Linked DNA regions of Homo sapiens: region 2 is linked to region 1. The links are chromatin loops, found by intact Hi-C in ENCODE. Cell type or tissue: endothelial cell of umbilical vein. All regions are shown on one strand.

Evidence for each region. Hi-C counts contacts between places; a loop is a spot of excess contacts. Peaks named below come from ENCODE experiments on the same cell type or tissue, not always from the same donor. Only the 100,000 strongest peaks of a DNase experiment are listed, where the experiment ranks them.
Region 2: a loop joins it to region 1, with 7 times the contacts of the local background. A loop is called at or near these places in 2 of 110 quality-filtered maps.

Annotation. Positions count from the first base shown.
Region 1 is chr3:7,679,699-7,687,698 of GRCh38, forward strand. It overlaps GRM7 (glutamate metabotropic receptor 7), which reads left to right. Exons shown (of 10, transcript NM_000844.4): 9 at 351-597. Among named protein-coding and RNA genes, the nearest start is that of GRM7-AS1, 150 kb to the left of the region's middle. RefSeq lists an enhancer at 2,931-3,498. In endothelial cell of umbilical vein, no CTCF peak of the experiment used is centred here; a DNase peak (open chromatin) is centred at 3,313; H3K27ac peaks cover 1,497 bases.
Region 2 is chr3:7,306,338-7,314,337 of GRCh38, forward strand. GRM7 (glutamate metabotropic receptor 7) reads left to right here. Exons shown (of 10, transcript NM_000844.4): 4 at 161-315. Among named protein-coding and RNA genes, the nearest start is that of GRM7-AS1, 220 kb to the right of the region's middle. In endothelial cell of umbilical vein, no CTCF peak of the experiment used is centred here; DNase peaks (open chromatin) are centred at 754, 1,304 and 3,534; H3K27ac peaks cover 4,624 bases.

The DNA.
Region 1 (8,000 bases):
ACACCTTAATCAAGATTACAGATTTCTATGGTCTTCATGTCTTTATATTTAGCTGCCACTTCAATTAGAAGTCCTTCAAATATGATTAAAGGTTTACTCTGAACTTTAATATAAGAGACTTCTGTAGGGCAAGCATGTGCATGGATTGACCCAATAGCATTCAATCAATTAATACATGCATATGCTCTCCAATAACTGTGCAGAGTTATTGTGCTTTCCTTTATTTATCAAAATGCCCTGAAGATTGCTTTATCTCCTAGCCATAGTCGTTCTTGACATCGCTTTAAGTGTTCAGACCCCTACTGCAGTCATTTTATTTGTAATAGTGCCTTGTGTGTTGTGTCTCCTAGCTCTACATACAAACTACCACGCTTACAATCTCCATGAACCTAAGTGCATCAGTGGCGCTGGGGATGCTATACATGCCGAAAGTGTACATCATCATTTTCCACCCTGAACTCAATGTCCAGAAACGGAAGCGAAGCTTCAAGGCGGTAGTCACAGCAGCCACCATGTCATCGAGGCTGTCACACAAACCCAGTGACAGACCCAACGGTGAGGCAAAGACCGAGCTCTGTGAAAACGTAGACCCAAACAGTAAGTAACTCTCCGTTTCTTTCATCTTCCCACCCTGCATCAGGAAGCTCTAGAAGATGTGGGGTGTGCTTGCCTCTCTGGAGAAATACTGTGATCGTTCTTGTCTTATGGGCTGGGTTGCCTTGGTGAATGCCAGCTTCTGCTCTTTTGAGTTTGACTCATTCCTGCCACCATTTTCTTTTTGTTCCTTGTTGGAAAGAAGCTTTTGGAGGCTCTGCTTCAGAAGTGTGAAGCCTCCCCCTTCCCTTGCTTCTTGTCCTCTGGTACTGAATCCTCCAACTGACAAATGCACCTATCAGGTTGTTCTTTTCTTGCACCCTTCCTGCTAAGGCAACAACTTTTTGTCAGGGAAACTTCCATACTTAATGAACTGTATCGGTGGGAATTAATTAGGATTTTGGAAGCGAAACTTTTTTCCTCTAGCATGTGAATGTTGAAAAAGTTATTTTGTACTAATCAGGTCTTCTAGAAACATATAAAATATTGGAAAAAGTTGTCAAATCCAGGTACACAGGGCCAGACACTACCATGATAACGGCATCATACTGTGGGGAAAAACATATCTACCATACCACTGGAGAAGAGTTTTATTCTATGCAAGACAAACCTTAGGGAAGAAATCAAGGAAAAAAAACATTGGATTTAAGATGCTATTATATGGCATATCTGCAAAACTCTAGGAGCCTTTAGTCATGCATGCAAATGTCCCCAGGTAAAATGGGCATATAGCTATCACTTTGTAAGTAACACAAGACCAGCTCAAAGGTTAAATGCTTAGAATTCCCAATTGCTAACTTTACTAACAATATGGTGGTAAGAGTAAATTTCAGATTTAAAATACTAGTTTTAAGATTTGTTTTCCAGGAATATTTTGGCTAGTTGCATTTAGAATGAGGCAGATTCAAATATTTGTGATACTTCCTGTTGTTTAAGGCAGAAGGGATTTCAGGTTATCCATTAAGTCATTCACGACATACTGTATTTCAGTTAGAAGCTGATCTTGGTGTCAAATGCTTAATGCCAAATAGAAGGAAGTCTCAATTTTAAGTACTCTTGAAGAAATCCTTTTTGCTCTGCAAATAAGAGAGATATCTTTAATAAAAACCAAGAAGCCAACTGGGTTTGATCCTGACAAACACTACACAAAGAACTGTGATTTTGGCCTGTCTCTATTTATGAATAGTTGAGTGAATGTCGTGAAATACTTTGAAAATATGTAGACAAAGTAACAAGGTTAATTAACAACATTGTGGGCTCCAGTTTGACTTTGTGACAGAAGTCCTAGGACAAGTCTAAAGGAACATACTGAGAAGGGAGGAACAGAATGAATGATATAGGCTCTGTTGTGTCTCCAGAGCAAGTGGCCAATTGAGAGGAGGGCAAGTGGATGGTGACTTGCTGTGGCATTCAGTGTGATGTAGGAAGAGGCTTTGGGTTGAGACATACCTGGGTTCAAATGTAAACCACTCCATTTACCAGCCATGTGGCATTAAGAATCACTGAGCTTTTCTAAAACTCAACATAATTATGTATAAAAGAGATAATAACTATGTCATAAGTGTATCACAAAATACTATATTGAGAAAATACTATATCAACTAAATGTCAACGTCTTTCCCTTCCTGAAGAGGCAAAAAGCTTTGCTTAGAAATAAGTTTCAGCATAATTTATTAAGATATAGTAGCTAAAAAGATGCAGTTAAGTGTAGATTAAACACCACAGGGTAGATAAAACTCAATCCTCAAAAGAAGAATTTATGGCTGGGCGTGGTGGCTCACGCCTGTAATCCCAGCACTTTGGGAGGACGAGGTGGGCGGATCACCTGAGGTTAGGAGTTGGTGACCAGCCTGACCAACATGGAGAAACCCCGTCTCTACTAAAAATACAAAATTAGCCGGGCATGGTTGCGCGTGCCTGTAATCCCAGCTACTTGGGAGGCTGAGGCAGGAGAATCGCTTGAACCCAGGAGGGCAGAGGTTGCAGTGAGCTGAGATCGTGCCATTGCACTCCAGCCTGGGCAACAAGAGCAAAACTCCATCTCAAAAAAAAAAAAAAAAAAAAGAAAAAGAAAAAAAAGAGAAGAATTTATATGAACATATGTGTGCATCTATTATACCTATACCTGTATTGATAAACATATATGTATATTTATAATTAGTGGCTTTTTATTATAGGTTGTCTTGTCAAATTTGCATTTCATAAAACCTTTTCTTGCAAATATTCCAATAACAGCTTTATTTTTGTACACACACACACACACACACACACACACACACATTTAACTAGATACTGTTCAAAGTCAATAAGCAGAAAACATAATTGGAGGGCTATATTTACTGGGGAAAAAGACGAAATTAGAAGTTTTGAGTTTAGACAATTCAATACTATGCTACTTAAGAATTGTTAACTTTCAAAAAACATTACTACTGTTGCTATTTAATGATGAGGTGCAATCCTTGTTGAGGCTTTTTTGGGTATGACATTGGTTGTTAAAATGCTAACACTGACATTAATGCTAATGCTTGCATAAGGTACTCATTGAAATAGGCATTATGCGGAATGCTTTGTGTGGAATGTCCCACTTACTCCTCACAGTAGATCTATAGAATAGATATTGTTATTCTTATTTTACTGAGGAAACCTTGGCTTCCCAAGATTAAGTAACATTATCAAAGCCACACATGTGGTTAACAGCAGAGGTTGGACTAAAGCCCAGGTCTGACTCTTCAACCCACGCTTGTTCCTCTTTGCTCCTCTGTTTCTTAGAATATGAATGGCATGTCGAAATTCCAATGCAGGAACTATGCTTTTGGTTTCCTTATTTGGTAATATCATTTGTATATGCAGAATATAATGATGTTTGGTGGGAGATTCTTTAAACATACTGTAACGTATTATTGCTTGTTTTGTCTACAAAGACAGGAGTAACCTGAGCTCAAAGAAGGCTGCCCAGGTAGAGGCCTCATTTGATTAATTTAAAAATTGTATTCCAATGATTTCATTTGGTATCTCTTTCCTTGCAAAAGTTTCACTGGGTCTTTGTTGTTGTTCTAGTGTCTACATAGAGCCAAGGTAAACAATTCAGAAAAATAAAATAAAATAGAGTCTTTTTCTCACCACCAGCTGGAAAGATTTTTTTAAATTGCTTTAGCTCTTTGGTTATTGTGTAGACACACCCTAAAACACCATGAAAACTTAACTAGATATTGGCTAAACCATAGGAGGAGATTCATGTACCTCCAAACATTGGGGTTTCTGATGACCCAACTCTCAAAAGTCCCAAAAAAGAATCCAAAGAGCTTATCTGCACAAAAGCTGTCCAACAGTACTTTCTGCAGTGACGATCATGTTTTATGTGTGTGCTGTCTAATAGAGTAAGCACTAGCACATGTGGCTATTGAACATTTGAAATATAGCTACTCAACTGAAGAAATACATTTGTTATTTTACTTAGTTTTTAATTAAGTAAACTTTATTTACATTGTATTTAAATTTAAGCACACACTTTTGACTGAGGCTACTGTATTGGACAGTGTAGCTCTAGAAATTGACAAGGATTTTATTCTAGGAAACTCAATTTGAGTCCACATTGGATATAGCTCCCAAAGTTTTAGCATTGATACTGATCTAGGACAAAGTCAAAACTCAAAGAAATAAAACATTTGAGATGAGACAAACATACAAATAGTCATTTAAAATGATCTCAAAACGAGCCACTAATAGGGAAAAAGTAACATCATAGACAGCAATGACATTTGAAAAACCAGTCCGCAGCAATGCAAAAATGCATGTATATAGGAAAAGAACGATAGTGAAAAATTCAATTAATAAAAACAGATATGACTATGCTATACTAGGTAACATTATAATATTCTGTTTAATGCCAAATATAGCTAAAATTATCTCTAATATCTTAACTTTTGTAACAGAGATAAATGACATTATTTTCTGAATTTAAGCTGACTGGTTAAAAACAAACAAAAACGTAGCTCATGCACTTGAAAAAGGAATTTGTCTCTCCAGTGGGCAAATTCTGTACAATATTTTCTGAGGGAGGGTGTCTGAGAGGAAGTAGAGTTTACACTATGAGCTACAAAGTAAATAGTGGAACAGAAATGTCCTCTTATTCATTGTTGCTCTAAACACTTAGTCTCAATGTATTTCAATCTTCAGTGTTTTCACTTTTAACAGCTCTGCTCCATCACTGCAGTTTGCCATCTGGTGCATGCATGCTTCTACTCATCCAACTCCACACTGCAGCTACATGTCTACATAAAAATGAATTTGCTTGCTGACTTAATATGGGAAGACATTTATACTACCATATTTTTTCCTCAAGAAATATAATTATCCTCTTAGTTTGCTTCCTTAGCTAACAGTCCATTGTATGAAAGAAAAACTCCATTATGTGTGGAATAAACAAAAAGTAAATCTCAAAATTTCAATTTATCTGCGCACTGCTGGCATATTAGATATTCAGAGTTGGGCCAATGCTTGCTAGTCTCTGCACTTAGATTGAAAAATAGCAAGCTCAGAGGGCATAGGGCTGTAGCTCAGCTACTTACTAAATTTTATTTATGCAAATAAGACTTCCATTGCTAAAAGTGTAAAAGAACCTGGCCTCGTTTGAATAGCTTTATATCTGGCCATGATGATGCCTTCTCACATTCCTGTCTAAGAAGAAGGGCACCTCAAACTGTTTCTCCCACCTGCATCCTGAATTTGGCATGTTTCCCTGTACTTTCTACAGTTCACTTGGCAGATGTATGTTCATGGCAAACTTGTAGATGCCAGATAAACAAGATGCCATGGTTGTGCTTGGGCTATGGCTTATTGATGGCCATGACGATCCTTTTCAAGTTGGATGGATAATATTAACTAAGAGGCAGCATGGCTTTATTGGGATGGGCGGATAAGAACTGCAGCCTTCTTCACCTGGACTGGTATCAACCAGAAGATGTTCTGTAAATTGTCTTTGGCTCTCATGCTTTCTTTAGTAAAAGATCACAGTGAAGAGAGGCCTGGCCCTAAGCTACCTTTCTCTTAAGCTACCATCCATTTTCTAAGCTAATGCCCGCAAGCCGTGCAGAGAAATACTTCAAGGACCTTAGCTAGATATAGAGAGTTTACTCTGGCAGGTCAGCAGCAACTAGAGATGGCAGGCGGGTGGACAGCGAGGGACACACCCTTTTTTTTGGATGTGGAGATGTATGACTGATGAACTCACTCTGGGATAGAGACTGGACATAGACTACCTAAAAGACTGGTTTAAGCCAATTAACACATTGTATGATGAACCACATGTTAGAAGAATAACAATTTGTACCTGAAATACAAAATAAGATATGGAATTGTATTCTGATGGTGTTTTTCTTGTGCTACCATATTTGCATCTACAATAAGGAAAATACATAAATAACAACTTGTGCTGTTCTCAACAAAATAAATTTGTTACATAAACTAGGACTGTCAATATAAGGAGGTATGTTATTTAAAAAAAAAAAAAGAAAGAAAAAGAATTCAGACTGCTGGAAAATGGATGTGGGCACCAAAACTCTACACAAATAATGGTGCCTAGAAAATTCTAGAACACACTTCTGTGCTGTGTTAATTTGTTATGGTTCTTGTTTTGTTTTGCTTCTCCATTTGTTTGGATCCCTAACATTCTCAACATTATGTTACTTGTTTCATCCTCTTGGACTAACCACACAGGCTGGACAGCATGACTGGACTAGGGTGAGAAAAAAGGGCTGGCAAGAAGAAGAAAATAATGCTCTGAGCAGATAGATAAATTATGTTTGGGCTGGTTCCCTCAGCTGTTCTAACTCAAGCAAGTAAAACCCAACTCCCTTAACTCAAGAGGCACCAGTACTCCCATGTTCAGAGGTACCTGAATTGAGGTGACCTGGTCTACCAAAGGATATTGAACCCACCAAAAGAGTGGGCATGATGTGTATGGTCTCTATCGCAGCCTTTTCCCAAAAGGAAAATAATAATAATAAAAAGTAATATTGTGTGCACATTTATTTTATACATACCTATATATTTACTTTTCCTGTAGACTGTATACCACCAGTAAGAAAGAGTGTACAAAAGTCTGTTACTTGGTACACTATCCCACCAACAGTATAGCTTTTGACTGCTTTCCCAAAGGTAAGAAAACAATCTAATTCTTATTTATTTATGTGTTCTTGTCTCCAATGAGAATTAGAAATGTTTCCATGGAAACTGTGCATGATTACCTGAAAATATATCTATAGGAAGAAATGAATTTTCAAAGATGATCGATTTGATAAGCTTAGTGCCAGCAGCTGCCATTGGTCATATGCCTGCTTAATTTTCTAAGGAACACGTTTATGAGTATATACACATTTGTCTTCCTGAACAGCTAGCCAGTAATTGCAGAGAACTGTTGCTGGTCATTCCGACACATGCTCTACTTTAAAACTACCAGTGGTGAAAAACTATTTCTCAGTATTTCTCAATGTATGTTTTCCTACTGTGGGCTTAGAAGGCAGTGTGGAAAACCTACAAGGAGAGAAGGGGGATGCTTAGTAAATGCAGACCTAGTAAATTGTTTGTTCTAATTTATTTTTAGTAAATACATTCAAAGAAGTGTACACATTCCTAAAAAAGTATCCATTGAAATAGCAACAAATGGCCTTTCCATCTGTAATTCAAAGTTGTCTTGGTTCCTTCTCTGCAGAAAATAAATCGGTTTACTGGCCGGGATTGATAATATGTTGATGATGATTTGTGGCTCATAGTTCTGCCTTTGAGAAACACTGAACCAACTTTAGTCATCAAGTCATCACACAAAAGCAGAAAAAGGGTCAATGAAAGACCACAAGGGTCTAAAGATTAGTTTGAACATTGGTTATACCCAAGAAATACCAATAAATGCCAAAGGTGTTCAAATAAATAGATTAGAGAAAATGATGTATTGTGTGATGTGTGAACTGGCCACATGAGTGGGCTGGCATAAGAATAATAATGGATTCACCACAGATGCTTTTATATTGCTTTAGGCTCTCACTAAAGAAAATATACTCTGAAAGGATATTATCATCACGCTGTTTCAGCCTAAGCAATATTACACGACAGTGGAAAACAACACTTGCTATGGCAAGCATCCTCATCCACGTGGAACAGGGCATTCCAAACTATGGAAAAATATGCAGTAGAGAACATGGAATAAGTTATTAAAGTCATGTGGTGGCTTTGAGTAAAATGTTCTCTTTTGATTTTCTCTGAACCTCCTATTGTACTCATATAATAGAGAGACCTGTCTCTAGAGAGATTCCAAGAGAGTAAGCAGTGAGGTCATACCGCAGGAGGGGAAAAATATTGCTTAATGATGTAGACTGGCCTTTCTCTTTCCTACACTGATAACATGGGACTTT
Region 2 (8,000 bases), 370 kb before region 1:
ATATCTTTATATATTAGGGATATAAATTCTTTATCAAGTTTTTTGCAATTATTTACTTTTTGAGGAAGAATAGTACCTTTCCTTTTGCTGACTTGCAATCTACACGGATTCAGCTGACGTTCTTTATCATTAATATAACTTTCCATATTTCTTTCCACAGGCAGATCCTTGCAGCAGCCAAAAGAGCTGACCAAGTTGGCCATTTTCTTTGGGTGGGATCAGACAGCTGGGGATCCAAAATAAACCCACTGCACCAGCATGAAGATATCGCAGAAGGGGCCATCACCATTCAGCCCAAGCGAGCCACGGTGGAAGGTATGGGTTTCATCAGCAGTAGGTTTGCTGAGAGAAGTTCTGGTGCCATGCTGAATGGCCAAGCATGTGACTTTTTAGGGGTTTGGCATTTTTACCAAACTCATGTGGGGTTGTTTCAAACTTATAGCCATGAAATGCAAATGAGGCCACACACCTGGTCTGTTCTTTTAGTTGAAATTCCTCTTTTGAGGAGATCATATTATTTTCATAATATCACGATTAGCAAAAACATTCTTTCTTTTTCATTCATGCCATAGGAACTTTCTGAGAGGAGAGCATTATCATTAATAAGTAAAGTATACACATCCAAGTGTGTATAAGTGAGCTACGTTTTCCAAGAGAATCCTTTCACTTTGTAACGCATCCATTATTTCCTTATTAGAAGAAGTACAAGAACCCTTTCCCCCCTTATCTCTCAAGGTCCCTTCCAGCTCAGGGAGGCTGTAATACAGCACACCACCTCTCTCAGGCACCAGCATCCCCTCACCTTCCTAGGTCCCTTTTGTTTTCACTCTCTCCTTTTCTTGCCTTTCTAAACTTATGCCTCTTTCTTTGCCTTCCTTGCTACTGCAAAGATATTTTGAGAGGCAGAAGTAGGAAAGAGTGTCTGTTGCCACCCTGTAATCTGACAAAATTTGCCGATTATAAGTTATGTTATTCTTTAATTTGGAAAGAAAAGTTGTTTCTAAAAGAAGACGCTGTGTAAAAGGAGCTTCTCTGCTGATAGCCTGCTTTGTGTTCCTTTTCTGATGGGCCATGTCTCCAAAGATTCTCTAAAACATGCTTTGCGCATTAAAAAGAACTCTATCCTCTCACTCAAAAAGGGATCAAATATTTGCATTTTCTATTCTCTCTCCACTCAAATCTAATTAATTATTCTCCTCAGAAGGCTGCATGTTCTGTGTAGGCTTTTTAGACAAATCAGGTTGTGGTTCTGTCACTGTTTCCTTTCTGTTATCTGGAGGAGATAAAAATCTCATGAGTCACCCATGTTTTCACTGGGAGGCTTTGAATTAATTTCATTCCCCAGTACATATCCAGAAAAGATTGCCTATCTTACAACCCAGACCAATGCATTTGCAGATGGGTTGCAAGAATAAAGGACGATATTTTAACCTTCTCCATTCCTTGCACTGGAAAAACTGTGTATCTGTTGTGTGCCTTGCTCAGTGCTAGGAGTCAGGAAAACAAAAGATGAGGACTCAAAATTCTCACCCTCAAAGCATACAGAGCTGAGTGCAGGTGTCAGAACAGGCAGAGACTACATGGGAAACATTGTAAGTACAGTATGGAGGGCACAGAGAGTTACCATGGAGGCTTTCCTAGGGTGGTGGTGATATGGTTGGGGAAGATATCGTTGGATGCGAGAAGTGATAACTGGGATGAAAGTTCCCTCAGAGATACAGGGAAATGAAGGAACAGGACACATTAGGGAAAATACAAATAATTCATTCTGCAGCACTGTCCTGCACTCCTGCCTTCTTAAAATCCTTCCAGTTCTTTAAGAATGTTCCTATTTACAAGACACTGGGGAGACCCTTTCCTCTTCTAGAGTACTAATCATTGCTACACTGTTTGGTTGATTGACTTCTATTTATTTTGGGGGTCTCAGATGTTAATTTTTCATGGGAGCCATCTGTGGCCATCTCACCCCAACCAAGTGTGGGTTAGAAACCCCTTCCATTCCTTCTATGGCATCCCACACATCTCCTACTGTTGGAACTACCTCTTTACTTGTCTCTGTCTAGAAATATCCCTATTATGCACCATCGTACCCCCAGCACATGGTTCTTTGCTGAAAGTTGTAGGTGCTCAAACACATTCTTAAGTGATTATGTGTCTGGAGGGATGGAGGAATCGCAGATCATATAAGGACATGGCACAAAATCAGTTTGAAAGTGGGCCAGAAGTTGCATTGCAAAGGGTCTTGAAAACTGTACTAAGGAGTTTGTTACTTTATGCTGAAAATCTGAAGAGCATCCGCATGTGTGAGATGTGATTGTGGTGGCATTGGAAGGTTTAGAAGTTCACTCAGGTGACTGTAAGGAGGGGTGAAGGGCAAGAGTTGGGTGAGATTCAAGGAAAACGAAGAACTTTCAGGGCTTCAACTGAGGTCCTCTCTTCCTAGGCTGTGGATGCCATGTAGACACAATGCACATATTCCATGGCCATTAACCCCTGATGCCTGATATTTTAGGGAACTTACTGGGTTATCTCAAAGGTTTAACAAATTATTGAGGTAAAATATTATTTTCATGTAGATATAGAAATATACAAATTTACAAAATCAGACAAAGAACAGCATCATGAACTAGCAAAGTAAAAATTAAGATTCCAAAGAATGAAATTGGAGAGCACTGTTTTAAAAACAATGTTAGAATGTGATGGAATAGCAAGAGTTCATATGAAATTTTCTAATCTCACCCAGAGAAGAGTGAAGATTTTTTGTGGCCATGTACAAAAATGCTGTGGCTTCCATCTAGCCATATTGCCTAGGTACATTTCTTATAAAGAACAATCAAGTTTTGTTCACTTTCGTAGCAGACAGAACATTAAGATAGCATCTATGCATTTACAGTGTCACTTCTATGAAAGTTAAAAAAGAAGAAATGCATTCAGTTATGCCAAAGCTTCTGAACAAAACTATGAAATAATCTAAGATAAAACTATAAATGGAGCAGAGCCTATGTGGGCAAGTAAGTTTTCCTGTCCTTCCCTACAGTCATTTGCTTGTTTTCTTGTTTGTTTCCTTTTATCTTTTTCCTGTTTTGCAGATGTTTCATATTGAATTATGCTGGGGTAGAATATTTTTCAAATATTCATGATACTGCTCCATTCCTATATCTTTGTGTTGTATAATGCTATACCCTCAGATGGAAGGGAAAAGCCAATCAGTAATCTACCTTTTTTTCCCTTTAGATCCATATCATGACTACGTTCAGCAAACATCTGGATTTTCGGCCGGCATTTTTCTGAGTATGCATTCAAAATAAGCAGAAATTGTGTTAGGCCAAAATGCTGGCAGATTTATTGCCTCTTTGAAAGTGGCCTTTCTCTTCTATCTGTACTTATTCTCCATTTGTGGAAAAAGGGAACTTTAGTGTTTCTTAGCCAAGGGTGTCATTTCCCCCCTTTCGATTTAATGATGAAAGGAGCCAGTTTCCTGGAGGGGTGGCTGTGGTCCCGCTGCCTGCCCAGTGTTTATGGGAAATCTGGGGAATGTCTCTAGAACTTGGCAGCACTCCTCCAGCTCCTGAGCCAAAACACTTCTGTAATTTTTAGTGTGTCTGCATTGTCTGATGAGCCAAGGAATCCCTGGCATTTCCTCACTCATGTGTTGCCCCATTAACTAGACTCTTAATAATCCTCTGCAGCCTCCAAGGAATCTGCAGAGTACTAATGGCCTACGTTGCCTTCAACTCTTCATCCTCCAAAGTGCTCTGCTTCTCTGAAAGGAGGCTGTCCTAGGCATCCTCTAATTATGGCCAACAAGGGTCATGGACCAGCATAATTTCATCTCTTCCATACTCATTAACATTAGGAAGCTAGTATAATGAAGGGTAGATTTTCAAAACTAACTATAATGACTCTCACAATTGGTGATGATTTTCAAATGGGACTGTAGAACAGCTTGGTTCATGAGTTAAATCTGCAATGTATGTAGGAATAGACAAAACATACTCTGGACCCAGCATTAAAGAGCTAGCTTTTTAAAAATAATAGTAATTTTTACTTATGATTTGAATGAATTCTTTATTTTTCCTAAAACTGGAAAGAACAAAGCTGTGAAGATCTGAACTAAAATATTCCTGGCTCCAATTTAGATATGCCCTACTTTAGCTTCTCTTGATTACCTGCAATGGTCTACCTGTGTCACAGGGTTTCTCTAGGTGAATGGGGAAAAAAAATGAGAAAGAAAATATTGCCTTGAACCACAATGCTGCTTCTAAGCAATGCGTATGTCTTTTGGCCCTATCACCTTGTTTGATAAGAGAGCAATGAGATACTGCATGATAAACCTGTACTCCTGCTATTTGTGGCAGAGTGGGTTTCTGTCACTTGCAACCCAGACTACTTGAAAAAATATAGTTGAGCCCAAACTACTTGAAAATATGGTTGAAAGCTTCTTCAGGGCCTTTTGTTCCACTTTTTATGGTTTCTGAGTTATACCCTATCCAAGTGCCATTTAGCCTACATCATTCCACTCTCTTTTTTCTCTCTTCCCTTATCCCTCTCGCATGAGATCTCTGCATTCTCTGAGCCCCATTATAAGTCTCATCTACCCTTCCATACTTTCCTTTCCTCATCACATCAGCCTTGTTCCACATCTCATCCCCTCAGGTGTGCTGTGTCTATTCCACTTTGAAGCATCTGTCACATATAATTAGTTATTCTTTGTATATATCAAGGTTATTAAGTAGGATCAAAATGATACATATATCCTTTATGAACAAGTTCTAGAGGTCAAGAATAAAATAGTAAAGAGAAAAATCTTTTTAAAAAAGATAGATTCAAATATACCTGGGAAATGTAGATGAACTATGCGGTCATTCTCCAGAAATCTAATTGAGAATTGAGAAGAGCTTTGAGAGACAACTTCTTCTACAGGAAGAATGATAAAATGAGCCAGATCCAGTAAATAAGTTTTCATTGTCAAAAGGAAAAGACAAACTTCCCTCTTCCAAGGCCAGCATCCACTGGACTCATAGGTGAAATCCCACAGGGAACAGGCAGGCAGACCATACATAAGAAAGGATCTCAGTCTGATAGGCTAAGCTACATAGTGGCAACAGATAGACTCTCAATGGACTAATGGAATGCATGAATATTTCTCACCCATGTAAAGTCTTCTGTGGTTCTAGGAGACTTCCCAGGGCATTTATCCTCCCTGTATTGTTCTGCAATCTGGGCCGTCTCAATCTTATGGCACTTGTGTTTCAATACATTTTTTTTTTTTTTGGGATGGAGTCTCGCTTTGTCACCCAAGCTGGAATGCAGTGGCGCAGTCTTGGCTTACTGCAACCTCTGCCTCCCGGGTTTAAGTGATTCTCCTGCCTCAGCCTCCCTGAGTAGCTGGGACTGCAGGCATGTGCTACCACACCTGGCTAATATTTGTATTTTTAGTAGAGACAGGGTTTCACCATGTTGGCCAGGCTGTTCTTGAATTCCTGACCTCAAGTCATCCGCCAGCCTCAGCCTCCCAAAGTGTTAGGATTACAGGCATAAGCCACTGCACCCGGCCTCAACACATTCTTCTTTCACCACTGTACAGCTTTGGAAAGAGAGTGGTAGATTCACATACACTACTCACAAATGCTTTTACCTGTAAGAAATGTCCATGATTTCTCCTCCTCTATCATTAACCAATAACAAAGTCATAGCAAATTTTCCTTTCAAGGAGCTTGTTTATGAAAATAAAGGAGAGCTGAATATTGATGAATCTGAGTCCTGTCTCCCTCAAGCTCTGTTTAACTGAAACCTTTGGTAGCATTTAGGACACTAGGAGCAGTGCTTTGGAACTTTTTAACAGCGGGCAATAAATGATGAGCGATGCCCTGTCCCTTACTTTGCCACAGATGTCTGAACAGCTCTGACACCACATGCGGTGTCTTGGCAGCAATGCAAAGGAGGGGCTTCCAGGGTCAGTAGAAAACATGCTACTTGGCAGTGTCTTGGCAGTGCTACTGTGGCCAGAGGATCCCAGAAGAAGAGAGCAGTTCCTCAAAAGGAAGGGAGGCAATCAGTAGACTCATATGAGAGAAGTAGGTGGACAACCTTTGGGGACATACTGCAAGAGCCATGTGGGAAAGTGTCCCTGGGGCTTGGTAGGGTCGAGTGATATTATTCCATTTATTCCTGCAGACTGTAGCTTGGTGAAATTCCAGTTACCTCAAGGAGACTGTGGATTTGTCATTTGTGACTGATGTTCTTGACATTCTCTTGGCCTTTTTGATAAGCAGAAAACTTCTCCCAATATGTTGGTTTAAAATGCCAAATGCTGACTTACCCAACCTTCCCTGCAGTTAGAGGATGAACAAGTGACTTAATCCTGACCATTGGGATGGATGATGACATTATCTGAGGGAACTTCATAGAGATATTTCCCTCCCTTAGAAAAAAAAAATGTCATGTTAATAGGGCAACTATATAACATTTTATCCAAACCAGAACACCTTAGAAGTAAAAGGGCCATAAACTGTGATTGTCCCAGCCAAACCAGGGTATGCAGTGACCCTTCTCACATGAGAAACTCCTGCCTTCTCCTCCTTTTTTTTCTTTTTTTCTTTTTTTTTTTTTTTTTTATCTCACTCTGTCACCCAGGCTGGAATGCAGTGATGTGATCTCGGCTCACTGCACCCTCCATCTCCCGGGTTCAAACAATTCTTCTACCTCAGCCTCCCAAGTAGCTGGGATTACAGGCGCCTGCCACCACGCCCAACTAGTTTTTGTATTTTTAGTAGAGATGGGGTTTCACCATGTTGGTCAGGCTGGTCTCAAACTCCTGACCTCAGGCAATCCGCCCTCCTCAGCCCCCCAAAGTGCTGGGATTACAGGCGTGACCCACTGCGCCCAGCCTCTCCTCCTGTTTTTAATGTTATCATGTGAGGACAGGATACTTGGAGCTGCTATAGCCATCTTCACAGAAAGGAAATATTAATACCAGAGGAAGGCAGAAAAGACAGATAGAAAAAGCAAAAAGCCTAGGCCCATGATGACCTTACTTAAGCTGTCAAACCAGTCCTGGAATTATCTACATTAGTATTTGTTCTTATGTTAGAAAAATTACTGTTATCTTTAAGCCCCTTTTAAGCTATATATTTTGTTATATGCAACCTAAGGTATTCTTAATAAAATACCTTTCTTATTCACCTCTGTATACCCAGCACTTGAATATTACCTGTAAATTAATGGACTCTTACAAAATATCTGTTGAATAAATGGGCCTTACAAAATGATGATTTTTTTAAAAATAAGGAGTATAAGTCATTACTGTAGAGTGAAAGTTCAGATAGCTTCAAGACAGATTGTTACCTTTGCTATTAATATATATCCCTATATTTATCACCACAGGAAATAATATTTTGGTAAATTTCTATTATAAGGTGAAGCTATTTCACATGCGTTTTTTATAGAAATTATGAACTTTGTGAAAATATCCATGCAAGAATTGTCCCTAAGGGAAAATATAAACTAACGAATGCTCTTACAATCATGAAGTCAGTACAGCTTGTGGTTCATGAGTGGCAGCAAAGTTGTAAAATGGAGAGAGAGAGAGAGAGAGAGATTTAATATTTTAAACAAATACCCTTTGTGTTGAAATTAGAAATGTATAAATATTGATATCCTGAATTTTAATTCTAAAGAAAAAAGCAGAACGCCAGTGTCTTGATAAAACATTTCTCAGGTCTAGGAAATTAGACATCAATTATATTATTGGAGGGTTTCATTGAATAAGCACATCTGACACTGGGTAGATTTTTCCTTTAAAATCATTTAATACCTCAAAGCTTAAAATCTTGAATTTCATGTGACCCTTGCCCAATTGAGAACTGATTATGTGTATAATGTGTGCTCAGGATTATAAAATGATTCATCTAACTATGTCAGCAGCAACTTTCTCCCTAAGTTATCGTATCCACATTGTAATATTCCATCCCCCGTCTTTCTCCCTCCCCCCTAAAAAT